Regions from separate parts of the Homo sapiens genome. Here region 2 is linked to region 1. Evidence: chromatin contacts called from ENCODE Hi-C or POLR2A ChIA-PET data. All regions are on one chromosome and are shown on one strand. The core of a region is the stretch at or near the end of the contact, and the rest is flanking DNA. Distances in the headings are between cores, read along the strand shown. Region 1 holds the start of AMIGO1 (adhesion molecule with Ig like domain 1). Region 2 holds the start of ATP1A1 (ATPase Na+/K+ transporting subunit alpha 1).

What was found. Hi-C counts contacts between places; a loop is a spot of excess contacts on that map. ChIA-PET counts read pairs that join two places held with the same protein, here RNA polymerase II (POLR2A). Pooled maps may share reads with other maps.
Region 2: a pooled map shows a loop between it and region 1 (3-fold over the local background). The contact joins the promoter of ATP1A1 here to the promoter of AMIGO1 in region 1. A Hi-C loop is called at or near these places in 1 of 50 pooled maps. POLR2A ChIA-PET finds 5 or more read pairs at or near these places in 2 of 52 experiments (GM10248 and OCI-LY7).

What each region holds. Positions count from the first base shown.
Region 1 is chr1:109,506,350-109,513,670 of GRCh38, forward strand. AMIGO1 (adhesion molecule with Ig like domain 1) reads right to left here and starts at 3,378. Exons shown (of 2, transcript NM_020703.4): 1 at 3,071-3,378; 2 at 1-2,650. The coding sequence starts at 2,563. The coding sequence ends at 1,082. It overlaps LOC105378893 (a long non-coding RNA gene), which reads right to left. Exons shown (of 3, transcript XR_001738179.2): 3 at 4,253-4,292. RefSeq lists silencers at 2,982-3,041, 3,052-3,201, 3,262-3,381.
Region 2 is chr1:116,369,164-116,376,484 of GRCh38, forward strand. ATP1A1 (ATPase Na+/K+ transporting subunit alpha 1) reads left to right here and starts at 4,081. Exons shown (of 23, transcript NM_000701.8): 1 at 4,081-4,360. The coding sequence starts at 4,349. RefSeq lists silencers at 3,708-4,237, 4,668-4,967 and an enhancer at 5,338-5,457.

The sequences.
Region 1 (7,321 bases), core at 2,128-4,627:
CCTTTACAGAGCAGCATATTAGGGAAAATTCAGAATCCCACCTGAGCTTGATAAGGAGACTGGATGAAGAGATGGCATACATTGAGAATCAGCTAGGTCCAGCTGGATGCTACATAATAGAGGCTGATTTACCTTCATCCTTCTATCGTGAAGTGGGCCCATGTACCACGTCTGTGGCAGGCATCCATAAAAGCTCTGCCTTCAGCAGCCCCCACTCTGGCCTGACACACAGATGCTGGGAATCAAATACTAACCAAGGGTTTCACCAACCAGGGAATTAGCCTATCTGGAATTCACCCCCCATCTACAAGTTTCGTGCTGGCACCTATGCTGTGACATGGACCCTTCAGTTCATGCTATAACCCTCTGTGCCATTGGTCCCAGGACAAGGCACAGATACCACATCCCACATTGCTGTTGTAACTAAAAGGCAGCAGGCCAGGCTCCTGCAAAGATCCATCCACCCAGGGCACATCAGGAAAAAGGAAGGCTTTAATGCAAAGTCTTACAACAGCTTTGGGGAATTGTTACCGATTGAGGTCTCAGCCTTTTCCTGACTCATTTTCCAAAGGTTTTCAACTTCCCCAGCTGTGAAGTTTGACTTGCTAAACAAAGAAGATACTACAGCTTTTCCCCAGTGTGGCTCCTGTGGAAGCTCCCCCAACACACACAACATCACAGGTGTGGGTGGGCAGAGATAGAAAAAATTTTTTTTTCTAAATGTTTTTCTCTTAAGGAGCTAGGGATGACCTCATGAAAGTTTAGGGAATCTGTTCTTCCCCTCACTCCTTCCTCATTCCCATCCAACTCAGACATGCTTCTCTTCCTCTACCACACTGAGAATTGGCAGGGCTTTGGGTACGGGTGTAGCATTTGCCTGAGGATTAATATACCCCCATTTGAAAATCGTGGCAGCCACGCCCTGTTTGGGGTCTTGCTCTCTGTTGTACCTGGGACCAATTCCCTTGAGGTCAGGAGGAATCCATTCCCTTGGGCAGCCAGCCCTCTCTTCCATCCCCTCATATCCTTCAGGGGTGCATTACCTCTCCTGGGGCAGAATCTCCCCACCAACCCATCCTGCTCACACCACAATGGGCGTATCAGAGAAGACCGAGCTGACTGATTCTGGATCCGACATCCTCCGTTGGCCCTTGCCTGTGGCCTCAGGCACTGGCAGGGTGTTGCCTGGCTTGAGCTTGCCGTTTTGACCCTGCCCAGGTCCAGCAGGTTCCAGGAAAGCCACCCGCCGGTCAAAACCATCATCTTTGTCCCCACCAGCCATAGGATCATGGTTGGGTGTGGTACTAAGCATGGAAGAGCTGAGGCTGTCTCCTTGATGGCTGGAAGGCTTCTCTACACCCCGGCACCAGCAGCGGCAAGGGGTGAGGTATAGGTATATGAGGACCAGGACCACACTAAGGATACAGCCCACTAGGGTGGTATAGGCTGTGTTGAGGGTGTCATGGTGTCCGTGCAAGGTGAAATTGTGCACTTTCAATTCCACAGACAGTGTCTCATTGAAAGTCTCTCCCATGGCATAGCAGGTATACACACCACCGTCCTCGACCTGCACCTGCTGGAAAAGAAGACTGCCATCCTTAGACACACTCACTGTGCCATTGGTCACCTCATCTAGCACCCGTTCATTACTTGGTGTCACCCACACCTTGGTCATCCCTTGCTGCTTGGTGTCACACTTGATGATCAAGGTGTCACCCAGGTGGGCCTCCCAGGCACGCTCCTTGTACTCGCCACAGTTGAGGAAACTCAGGTTGAAGACATTGTGCAGCTTCTTGGAGTTCATGCAGTACAGATCCTCTTGAAAGTCCATCACGGAGCTCAGCTGCCGATACTGCCAGTGTGAAAACAGCTGGTAGAGCTCACAGTCGCAGTTCAGGGGGTTGTTATGTAGGTACAGCCCATTCTTGATCCAGGCCGGCAGCTTCTGCAGGTCAGGCAATGGCAAGTTCTTCAGCTTGTTAGAAGAGAGATCCAGGAGCGTTAGTTTGGGTAGCTTGGCTCCTTCCTTGACCAGTTCCAGAGGGAAGCGAGAGATCTGGTTCTGGCTCAAGTAGAGTTTCTGCAGCTGGGCCATGTCATCGAAGGCGCACCGGTCCACCGCCATGATGTGGTTATTGTAGAGCAGCAGCACCTCCAGTACTTGCAGGTCACTGAACAGGAACTCATCCAGTGTACGCAGCTGGTTGGAGGAGAGGTCCAGGTAGCGCAGGTTGGGTACCGGGGAAAAGGCCTCAGAGGAGATGAAGTTCAGGTGGTTGTGGCTCAGCAGCAGGGAGTGCAGTTGGGTCAGGCGCGTGGGGGTCCACTCGGCCCGCAGGCGGCTCAGGTTGTTGTGACTGAGGTCCAGTAGTGCTGTGTAACTGGGCAAGGAATGGGGCACATTGGGCAGCTGCTGCTTGGAGCAGCTGAGGATGTTGCTGGCGCACAAGCAGGCGGCAGGACAGCTAACCACGGCTCGGCCAGCTCTGGCCACCTCAAAAAGCAGCAGGGACAAGGACGGCAGCAGGAGCCAGAGGCCTCTCGGGTCACGGTGGGGGTGCATAGTGTCACTGGAGTGGGCGAGGAAGGCCACAAGGAAGATCTGGGAGGAGGTCACCCGGGCATGTTCTGGTGGGGTACGGAAGGGTCACTTGAGAGAAAGAGGATGGGTTTGTGGTCACCAAGGACTCCAGAGGGAAGGACACCCTCTCCCACTTCCCCTCCCACCCTTACCTCCACCCCCTTTGGGCTAGGAGAGAGAGATGCTGGGTAGTTTCCAGGCACTGTGCAGGCAGTGGGCTGTAAATATCGGCCGAAGAGGAGGTGGCCCGAGGGCCTACTGGGCTGGGGTCACAGGGGTGCAGGCTGCAGGTATGCACAGGATGGCAGGGACTGCTGGGAGTCACAGGGATGGCACGGGCAGGGTTTGGAGGTGGGGTCGGTGTGCCTTTTGGGAGGAGCTGAGGGAAGGTCAACAGGGCACCGGGCTGGGTAGGACGCGTCCGGTCGGGGTTGAGGGTCCCCGGGGCCTGTAGGGGCGGGCTCCCCCCGGGGCCTCCGGTCACTGCACCTGCTCGGCGAGGACGTGTCTCAGCCCATGGCCGGTCTGGGAGCTCCGTCGCGGCCTCTCCCGGCGGCGCCTCACCGGCCGGCCTGTCACTGCGCCCACCTTACGCAGGGGCCCGCGCCCGGCACCGTCGCCTCCCGGGGACTTGCGGGGCCCCGCTCCGCTCACCCTGCCACCGCCTCGACCGCTGAGCCCGCCGGAGCCCACCGACCGCGGTCGCTGCCTCCAGGTCCGCAGGCCTGGCGCGGATCGGTGCGGGGAGCCGGAGGCGCAGCGATCCCAGCGGAGGGAGCGGCGTGGGGGCAGCGAGCACCGCGCGCGCGCCCGTCGCCGCCGCCGGAGCCTCGGGGCGCGTGCGCGCGGCGGGGGCGGGGCGCACGTGCGTGTGTTTGTGTCGGAGCCGGCCGGGCGGACGCGCGCGGGGTCGTTCCCTCAACCAGCGAGCTCCGGACGCTGAGCTAAAGACGAAAATTGGCAGGAAGAGCGGCACTGGCCCCTTAGGCTCCGCTATAACTTCCTCCATCCCCCATTCCCCCATCTCCCAGCACCCTTCTCGCTACACAGACCGGCTCTCAGGAAAAGTCTAACTAAAGTGAATTCGCTGCACCTACTCGGGCAAGAGGCGTCACATGTCTTTTAATTTCGCAAATTGAAGAAATCTGGCTCAGCTCCCGCCTGCCAATGTTGGCGGGAAATTCATTAGTCACATTCTGAGGTTCCCCCTCCCTTCTCTCTGTGGCTGTGGGGTCTCAAAAATTGGGGGAGGGGTTCCCCCCACCCCACCCCCGTCTTGATGCTACTAGTTCATGACCCTTGAGGTACCACTGAAGGGCACAGCTCCTTAGCCTGCAAGCCAGCTGCGCAGGAGTGAGGGGAAAGGGGGTGTTTGGTGAGCCCAGGCCCCAGAACACCCCTTTACAGACACCTCATGCACCTCTCCCCACTCCACCTGCTACACACACACACACACACACACACACACACACACACACACACACGGACTGCATACAAGCCAGGGACAATTTCCATTCCTGGAAACTCCGAAACCCTTCCCAGCCCGGAGGAAGTCATTCAGCCCTTAGGTCTGGCCACTTGCCTTCTTCCTAAACCAGTGCCAGCTCCCCACTCCCCTTATGGAGCAATTGCAACATAGTTTCTCTGTTACCTAATCCTCAAGATGAAGGCCAGTGGTGGAGGTGGAGGGGTTTCTTCTTTAGGGTGGCCCCTGAAACAACAAGAAGCTGTTACTAGTGTATGTTGTTTGGGTTTGGGGGTGAGGAAAGAGAGAGATGCAGGAAGAGCCTAGACCTTATCATTCAAGATGTTAGCTGTTCTTGAGATGGTGGACCATAAGAAATTACCTTTTTATTTGTTCCAGTCTCTTATAACAGCAAGATCAAGACTGAAATTAATGTCTCAGTAGATTAGCTTGCTAAGAGTTTTAAAAAGAATTTATATCTGTCACATGTTTTACCATGAATTTTAGTGAATATATTATCTCTTCAAGGAGTATTAGCGTGTTAATCTTATGCATAGTGTGAAAAGGTCTTTCTGCAAGGTGCAGTGGCTCACACCTGTAATCCCAGCACTTTGGGAGGCTGCGGCAGGAGGATTGCTTGAACCCAGGAGTTCGAGAGCAGCCTGGGCAACATGGTGAGACTCTGTCTCTTAAAAAAAAAAAAGGCATGGTGGCACGCACCTGTGGTGCCCACTACTTGAGAGGCTGAGGTCGGAGGATCACTTGAGCCCTGGAGGTCAAGGCTGCAGTGAGCCATGTTTGTGTCACTGCATTCCAGCCTGGGTGACAGAGCAAGATCCTGTCTCAAAAAAAAAAAAAAAAAAGAAAGAAAGAAAGAAAGAAAGAAAGAAAGAAAGAAAGAAAGAAAGAAAGAAAAAAGAGAAAGATGTTCTGTTCTGTTCATTTCAGGCATCATTGAAAAGATGAGGAGGGTAATCTTTTTGGAGGACAAGGTGTGAAGAATCTTGAAATCACATTGCATCAGTTATCTATTGCTGCATAATCACATTACCCCAAAACTTAGTGACTTCCTACAGCAATATACATTTATTGCCTTTCACAGTGTCTGTTGGTCAGATTCAAGAGCAGTCTGGTGGACAGTTCTGGCTTGGCAGTTTCTCATGCAGTTATGCGTTAGATGGAGCTACAGTCATTAGAAGGCTTCACTGGGGCCATAGAGGCTCACTTAAATTCATGTGGCTGGCTGTTGGCAGGAAACCTCTATTCTTATCCATAAAGGTCTCTCCACAAGACAGCTTGAGTTTCCTCACAACACGGTAGCTGACTTCCCTCAGAGCAAGAGATGCAAGAGACAGCAAGACAGAAGTCACAGTGATCTGGCTCTTTGAAGTGATGGATATCACCTCCACTTTGGTCACATATGCAATTCCTGATTCAATATGGAAGAACTACACAAGGGCACAAATACCAGGAAGAGAGGATCATTGGGACCATCTTGGAGGCTGGCTATCACACACATCATCTCTGAAGTTACATCTATTTTTTAATTTTGAGAATTTTCAAACATACACAAAAGTGAATAGTACAATGAACTCCCATATACCCATCACCCATTTCAATAATTATTAAAGAAATGTCATCATTTTATTTTGTACAAATATTCCTGAGAAACATATGCTCCTCTCACCCCACCCCTCATCTGCATGTTGCATATTTTCTTTTCACCCCAGTGTTGTTCCAGGCTCTCTCCTCTCCCTTTCCTCTTTATTTTTATTTTTTAGACAGAGTTTCGCTGTTGTCACCCAGGCTGCAGTGCCGTGGCATGATCTTGGCTCACTGCAACCTCCGCCTCCTGGGTTCAAGTGGTTCTCCTGCCTCAGCCTCCCAAGTAGCTGGGATTACGGATGCCTGCTACCATGCCCAGCTAATTTTTATATTTTTAGTAATGACAGGGTTTCACCATGTTGGCCAGGCTGGTCTCGAACTCCTGACCTCAGGTAATCTGCCTGCCTCGGCCTCCCAAAGTGCTGGAATTACAGGTGTAAGCCACCATGCCCGGCCTCCCTTTCCTCTTTCTGCTGTGTCCAAGGCGTGGGAGAGAGACAGATAGAAAGAAAAAGGCCCCTTATGATGGATACCAGTTTCAAGAGTGGGTGTCTACAATTTGGAAGGGTCACCACACGATATGTTCTTTAATCAGTCTCTTTTTTCAGCTAATCCATATCCTTTTAAAAGTAATCATTTTGGCTGGGTGCGGTGGCTCACCCCTGTAATTCCAGCCCTTTGGGAGGCTGAGGCAGGCAAATCACATGAAGCAGGAGTTCGAGACCAGCCTGGCCAACATGGCAAAACTCCATCTCTACTAAAAATACAAAAATTAGCTGGGCGTGGTGGTACATGCCTGTAATCCCAGCTACTCGGGTAGCTGAGGCATGAGAATCACTTGAACCTGGGAGGTGGAAGTTGCCGTGAGCTGAGATCATGCCACTGTGCTCCAGCCTGGGTGACAGAGACTCTGTCTCAGAATAAATAAATAAATAAAAATATAAACTAACCATATCCTTTTAAAATGTTAATGTGCAGACAAATCAGCGGGGTATCTTATAATCATGGAGATTCTGAATCACCAGGACTGGGGTGTGGCCTGAGATTCTGCTTTTCCAGCAAACTAACAAGATGATGCCAATGCTTCTTTGAGACCACATTTTAAGTAGCAAGGATCTAGAGTTGTGCTGCCTAATTGGTAGCCAGCAGCATTTGTGGCTACTTAAATTAATTAAAATTAAATATAAATCACTTCTTCAGTTTCCTTAGCCACATTTCAAATGTTTATGGCCATATGTGGCCAGCTACCCTGTTGAACAACGCATTGTCACAGAAAGTTTCATGATGGCACTGGTTTAGATAATTGACTCATAATAACTTTCCCACAGGTGCTCTTTAGACCGGAACAACTATTAATTCACAACAAAAGAAGATCTGGGCAAGATAAATAGCAACAGGTTATTTAGTGAGTATGTATTTCCATTTGCTGGAATGGACCAACTCAATATTCCTAAATGCAATTTGAGAGGTTGTTTGGTTAGCTCAGCACTTGAGCAAAAGCAGCTGGATGTGTCTCCCAGTTTATGAGACTGGATGAATTCCTTTTCTCCACACTACAAGTATTTTTTGCTTTCTTAATAGCTAATACTAGCCATCAGAATCAGAGTGGAGAAGGCTGGTAGCAGTGGCTTATGCCTGTGATCCCAGCACTTTAGCAGGTCAAGGCAGGT
Region 2 (7,321 bases), core at 2,831-5,330, 6.9 Mb after region 1:
AGGCAGAGGCGGGCAGGTCACGAGGTCAGCAGATCGAGACCATCCTGGCTAACACGGTGAAACCCAGTCTCTACTAAAAATACAAAAAATTAGCCAGGTGTGGTGGCAGGCGCCTGTAGTCCCAGCTACTAAGGAAGCTGAGGCAGGAGAATCGCTTGAACCAGGAGGCGGAGTTTGCAGTGAGCCGAGATCGCGCCACTGCACTCCATTCTGGGGCGATAGAGCGAGACTCCGTCTCAAAACAAAGAAAAAAAAAAAGAAAGAAAGAAATGGCTCGGCTGCGCTCCATTCTGGGGCGATAGAGCGAGACTCCGTCTCAAAACAAAGAAAAAAAAAAAGAAAGAAAGAAATGGCTCGGCGTGGTGGCTCACACCTGTAATCCCAGCACTTTGGGAGGCTGAGGCAGGCAGATCACTTGATGTCAGGAATTCGAGAACAGCCTGGCCAACATAGTGAAACCCTGTCTCTACTAAAAATACAAAAATTAGCCTGGCACGGTGGTGCGTGCCTGTAATCCAAGCTACTCAGGAGGCTGAGGTACAAGAATTCCTTGAACCCGAGAGGCAGAGGTTGTAGCGAGCCGAGATTACACCACCGCACTTCAGCCTGGACAAAAGAGTAAGACTCCATCTCAAAAAAAACAAACCAAAAAAAAGGTAAGAATGGAGAGTCTGGGAGGAAAAGTTATAGGAGTCAGAATTATTTGCTGACAGATTTTGATAGTCAGCAATGCACCCAGAACTGTGCTTTTAAAGACAGGTGATATGTCTGCTGCTGAACAGAAGAAAAGGAAATAGATTTGCAATGGAGGCACAGAGATTTGCAATGGAGGCACAGATAATGGCTAGGGGGAACTTTGAATGATGAAGACAGTTGACTTTAAAGCAGCAAGAGTGGCTTTCTGGGTAACGTGGAAAATTCTGGATAATGTGGGAAATAGGTAAAGGATAAAGATGCATGCTTATGACTGTTTCCATGCTAACTCGGGAGCACACAAAGCCAAAGAAAATTCTGTCCTTCCAGATCTCTAGCTCATAGATCCCCAAAATTTTTGTGTCCTATGGAAAATGCTAAGTTGGTGTGGGCTCCAACTCATATTTTAAAGCCTTTAATTGCAATGATGTGTTTATTCAATTCAGCAAATACTCAAAGTGCTAGCGTTCTTGGCTCAAAAAACTGACTTGCATCATATTTTTCATACATCTGCTGACTCTATTCACAATGACTGGAGCAACCATCCACAGTTGTGATCAAATTCTCCTCGAAGCTATCCATACTTGGCAGCCTTAAGGTCTATAAATGCTGAGTCTCCAGGCCAATCAGTTTAACTGTGCCCCAAGTTAGAAGCTTGAAAAGAGTTGATAGGATAAGCAGCAGACAGAATAGAGAGCCTTTGCTTTCTTCACCCTCTCTTCTAGAATCCAAATTTGTCCCCTGCACTGGAGTTAGAAAAGCTACCTGAAAGTCTTGCCACTATTCTTGGAATATTCAATACCAATTACTCCCTGGGCCTCAGTTTCTTCATCATAAAATGAGGGAGCTTGATGTTTCATCTATAAGGTTTCATTTCATTCAGAAGCCACTCTTCCAAGGGAAGAAAAGAAGGCTTTTTCTTAAAAAAAAAAAAAAAAAAGGACTTTTCCTCCTTTGCTTACCCATTTTCCAAGGTGTCTCTCTCATATCTGAGATTTCCTTCTGCGCCTCAGACTTGGTCATGCCTTACCTTTTTCTTTACCTCAAAGACTTGTGAGAATTCAAGGGCACTGTGCATCTGAAATTACTGTGTGGCATCAAAAGCAAAATACAGATTTAAGATAATGTTTCTTATATTTTTTGCCCTTTCTTCACACCGGAACACAGCTAGAACTCTGGGATCCTCCTGAAAGGACCTTCAGCAATTTTCAGTTGCCAAATAAATAGCTCTAGATACAAAGGGAAGTGCCTTGATCTATCAGGGTTATTTTGTTGAGTGAATGAATGAGAATTTTACTTATGAGGGGAGAAAAAGGAGATCAGCTGGCAGGAGAAATCTACGTTGTTCCGACCCGTGCTTTATATATTTAGTTGTTGCCGCGGCACTTTTCCCATTCAGACCAGGGCCCAAGGAGTAATTAATCTTTGTTTTTATTTTTATTTATTTATTTTTTTGAGATGGATCCTCACTCTGTCACCAGGCTGGAGTGCAGTGGCGCCATCTCAGCTCACTGCAACCTCCGATTCTGTGGTTCAAGCGAATCTCCCGCCTCAGTCTCCCGAGTAGCTGGGATTACAGGCATGTGCCACTACGCCCAGCTAGTTTTTTTTTGTATTTTTAGTGGAGACGGGGTTTCACCAGGTTGGCCAGGATGGTCTTGATCTCCTGACCTCATGATCCGCCCGCTTCGGCCTCCCAAAGTGCTGGGATTACAGGCGTGAGCCACAGTGCCTGGCCCAGGAGTAATTAATCTTAAACAAGCTATCTTTAGCAAGCAAAAGCATCTTACAAAGTACAGTAACTGAGGCTATCAAGCATGTAAAGAAAGCATTTTCTAGAAGCTTAGAGATGGATCCCCGAACACTCTGTAACCCTCTGTTAACAGTCTAAGGAATTCTGTTCTGAATTTGGGGGCTCTTCTCCAGGCAGTCAGGGTTTTGAATTCTATTTACAATTCCTCTGCTCTCTATGGCCTAGAATGATTGAACCAAGTCTCTAGATCACTGTAGGAGACATCAACCTTTAACAATACATTCTTGAGGAGAAGAGACTCGTGTAAGAAACTATCTTGTAAGAAGGGATGAGAATTACCCTAATGATGTAACTGACAACACAGTTTCTAGTTTTTCCTTTCTTTCCTTCCTTCTCCATTTTTTCCAGTTTCATATCCTTGTTTGTTCATGCTACATGAATACTTGAAGTTGATAGAGTTGGCTTTAACTTAGGAACCTTTGCTTAGAAAGTCAATATCCTGGCCTTTCCCAGAGTACTTGACTTCCTGCAAACCTTGTTAATAATACTTTGTTTTTTAAAATGTTGGAGAACTTCAGCCATTGCAGCCTCTTGCTAAGAAGCAAAAGCTATAATGACAGAGAAGCCCCAAAGTGCAGTGGAACCAGGGATCTCCGGGGAGAGTGGTGGTTTCCTGGGCCCCCCCAGAGAACCCAAGGCTGTGCTGGAGATGCTGCCGTGACAGGTGGAGGCGTGGAGAGGCACCTGGCAAGTCCTCAAACGCCTCCCCCTTGATTTAGCTCCTCTAGCTAAGGATACGCATTCCTTTGGGTTTCAGGTTTTTCTTCCCTAAAAAGAGAATCCCCAAACTGGACAAGCAGGTTACATTCACACAATAGCGTGAATGAATTCGCTGGTCGCCCTTCAGATTCTCATTTTGGAATCTCGAAGAAAGAGAGGTGGTGGGAGGAGGGCGCTTGAAACTTCTGGCGATGCCAGTTCAGATCGATTCCAGCTATGACGGAGCGGGAAGTGGATAAAGAGGACCCCAAGTCACAGGAGGCACTCTGAGAGCACCAAGCGCCCGGGGAGGCCATCCGCAGGTGGGCGCGGGGCCTGGATTCCACAGAGGGGCGGAGTCCCTCAGTCAGGCGCTGGCTGCAATCACACCCGAGCGCCAGCCCCCTCCAGCATCCCTGAGTCCCAGAGGAGATCGCCGAAGCGCTGGAAAAGCCGTTCCGCCCACGACTTCTGGTGCCGGGTCGGCGGCGACTGGGGGAGCCCAGTTCCGAGACCGTACCGCACCCACTGCGGACCTCCTGGGCCCTACATAGTAGGCGGGTCATGCAGGGCAGCGGGAGGAGGGGCGTGGGAGGGCCAAGGCCGCCGAGTCCCCGCTGTTCAGCCAGCAGGAGCGCCCCGCAGCCCTCCCGGGACACGGTGGACACGCTTGTCCCAGACCTGGGCGCCCTCCTGCCGGGAGCCAGGACTGGCCGCAGCAGGCGCTGTCCGGGCCCGTGGGCGGGGTTTCGGGAGGGGGCGGAGCCAGGCCCACGGCCGGTGTCAGGTTGCTCCGGTAACGGTGACGTTTCGCGGCGTGGGCGGGGCCAGCACGCAGGTTGCATATTTTAGGAAGTGAGGAGGAGGCGCGGGCTGGAGCTGCGGCGGGGTCTGGGGCGCAGAGCAGCGGCGGGAGGAGGCGGACACGTGGCAACAGCGGTAGCAGCCCGGGCGGCGGCAGCAACAGCGGCGGCGGCATCGGCCCGAGCCGCCGGCCGCCCTCCCACCCTCCCGCCCCGCGGCAGCCCTAGCTCCCTCCACTTGGCTCCCCTGGTCCCGCTCGCTCGGCCGGGAGCTGCTCTGTGCTTTTCTCTCTGATTCTCCAGCGACAGGACCCGGCGCCGGGCACTGAGCACCGCCACCATGGGGAAGGGGGTGAGTGTCCGGCGCGCCCGGGGAGGGGGCTCGGGGAGCCCTCGAGGGGAAGAGGAGGAAGTCGGGAGGGCGACCGCGGCCAGCGGGAGGCGGCGGAGGAGGAAGCGGCGCCGCGTGGAGTGGGCTGGCAGAGCCGCGCGGCTTAAAAGACGACGCAGTTTGGAAATGGAGGGAGCGCAGTAACGGGGGGCGGGGGAAGGGAGCGCCGAGGGGCTGGAGCGCGGCATTGCTTAGGGGGGTGGGCGGACCCTGGGCGGGGGCTGCGCGCCCCGGAGGCCGAGCGGGCCGGGGGCTCCGAGAGGCGGTGCTTGGGAAGCCTCGGGGCCGGGAGGAGGGGGCTTGCAGCAGCGGGGGCGGCCCCGGGACTGAGCCGGCATCCCTGAGCCTGGCTCCCCTCCCTGCGACCGCCGTCACCTCCTTCTCCTTCCTTTTCCCTCCGCCCTCCGTGCCCTGAGGAAAGGCGCGCTCCTCCCCTTCCCCTGGGGCGCTCCGCCGGGGCCTCCTCCCGGGCCTCCGTTCCCGCCGCGGCCCCGGTTCCGGCGGGGGCAGCCTCCGGGTTCGGGGCTCCTTCTCCTGGGGACGCTGGGGCTTAGCTTGCTCCGCGCAGAGGCGGCCGCCCTCCCCCAAAGAAAAAACTGGCTGCTTCTAAGTGCGAAGCCGGCTGGGCGGGCTGGTGCCAGAAAGGGTGTGTCTTCACTGCCCTAAGATGGCCTTTAAGGTATACTTTTGAGGGCTTTCTTGGGCCACTTTCCGTAAACACAGGATGCACCGATGGCAACTGGAGTTGTCATCCGATGGTGGGGAGAGGCGTGCAGATTTTTTTTGAAGGGACGAGCCCTGAAGGAGGATAGGCAGACCCACCAGGGCCTCAGGGTACAAGAAACCCGAAAAAGGACTGGAGGCTGCAGGCAATACGGTGGTAGGAATCTCTGCCGGTTTCCAGCGTCGCGGAAGCACCAAAGGGCGGTCCCTGAAGGAAACGAGGGGTCTTGGGGCTGGAGAGCGGCGCGGAGCGTGGTGGGAATATCGTCACAACGCCGCTGTCCTACATTTCTGTAGCGAAGACTTGATTACCCCTAGCTATTACCCGTGCAGGAGACTGGGCCCTGGACCCCAAATGAGCCAAAGTCTAGTTGAGAAAAATTTACACAGAATAACCTCGGAGTTCATGGGGTGAAAGTGACCATGTCATGAGAATACAAATGGGAGAGAATCCACTTCGTTGTCTCCAGGGTTTAGCACAGTGCAGACACTGAGTAGGTCTTTGAAGGCCCTGAGGCTTCTGGGTGTAGACAGAGTGTCGGGAGCAGAGGGAGGCTGCACTCCTTGGGGACTCTAAGGGAGTTTTAAAGGAGGTAATTGAAAGGCTTGGACCTGGTGGGGAGAACAGGCACAAGTGGAAATGCACAACTCGCCTCGCTTTTAAAAGCATGCAGCGTGGAGGGCTGGTCCAGGTCAGGTGGCATCAAAGAGCGGAGTACAGGGCCTCTCCATTCCCCTGATGGAGTCTGGGTTAGTGGCCTGTGCTTTTACCACACCGTCAAACCCTTGATCATTTCTGTAAACATGCACTTTAAAGCTCATTCTTTGTCTCTCCTGCCTTAAAAGAAAAAGAAAAAAGTTTACTTCCTGAGCTAATTTTGGGGGGTTTAGACATCACAGATGTGTGCCCCAAGCCTAGGAAGGTGAAGTGACTTGCTCAAGGTCAAACGGTTGGCTAGTGACAGACTAGGCGTCCCTGATTCTTGAACAGCCTGTGGCCTCAAGCCTGAACATGCATTTACTCTTTAACATTGAGTTCTTTATACAGAACTCAGAACTTCGGATGAAACGGGGTATTTGTGATGTTGAATTAATAGGCCATGGAGATGGTTTGGGTAACTAAGTTATGTCCATTTATCTAGATGTCTCCTTTATAACCACACACAGGCACACATGCACAGTAGTGATGCGGTGGTAACCCACCTGAATAGTTAGTAGAGCTTAAACCCAGATGTCTTACAACAAAATGTATAGTGGCTAGCAAACACAAGATTAAATTACAGCTGCGAACACTGGGATGATGAGCTGCTTGGCTGCTGGGTGGTAGTTAGCATTTTGAGTATTCTGATACATTAAACATTAGTTTACTTGTGTGTGTGTTTGTGTGTGTGTTTGTCCTGTGACTTATTGTGAGCGTCCAAATGTTCAGAAGAATATTTCATGTTGGGATTTTTCCACATGGGGATTAAAATGTGGGTGGAGAGTGACTAAAGCCCTGCTGATAATTGGCTAACAAGGAAGCCTGTGCCGGCAGCTAATTTTTAAGGTCATTGTAAATTTCTTCCCCTCCTCTCCTCAGTACCCTTTGTGGCCTAGCTTTTGATGATATTTCAGGTGATTTTATATGTCCTTAAAAGTCTAGTTCCTAAGCATTTGGTAAGAAAATGAAAGAACAGCTCTTGCTGAATCATTCCTGGATGAAATAGGATTTTGTCCCTTTTTTTCTTTCTGGGTTTTATTGCCAGTGACTTGGCTTAAACCGTCAGCTAGGCCTACCACCGGCAACTGTTTCACTCACCAAAGGTACACGCCATAACTGTTTAGAAATGTGGGAAAGTTTGTCTTCTCAAGTGTGTAAAAGATGAGGAGGGGGGGTCTCACCAGGTCTTTCACTGCATTCCGGATTTAGTTTGAATATTATTTACCGAAAAAATAAATCATAGCTTATGAGTAGTGATTTAAGGAAGGGCAGGGAAAAAAGGTTCCAGTGAAGGTGGCAGGGGGGATGCACATGTCAGCAGAAATCCTGGTTGTATGGTAATGTTATCAGCTGCCCTTTTGGAGCTCAGCTTGAAAGTGTGACTAAAGCTCCTCTGGCTGCTATAAAGCTAGTACTTTAGACTTAAAGCATTGTAAGGCAGATGCCTCAGAGTGGAAAGTTGCCCGGGCCTGGCCGGGAGCTAGTGGAGCAAGTTACAG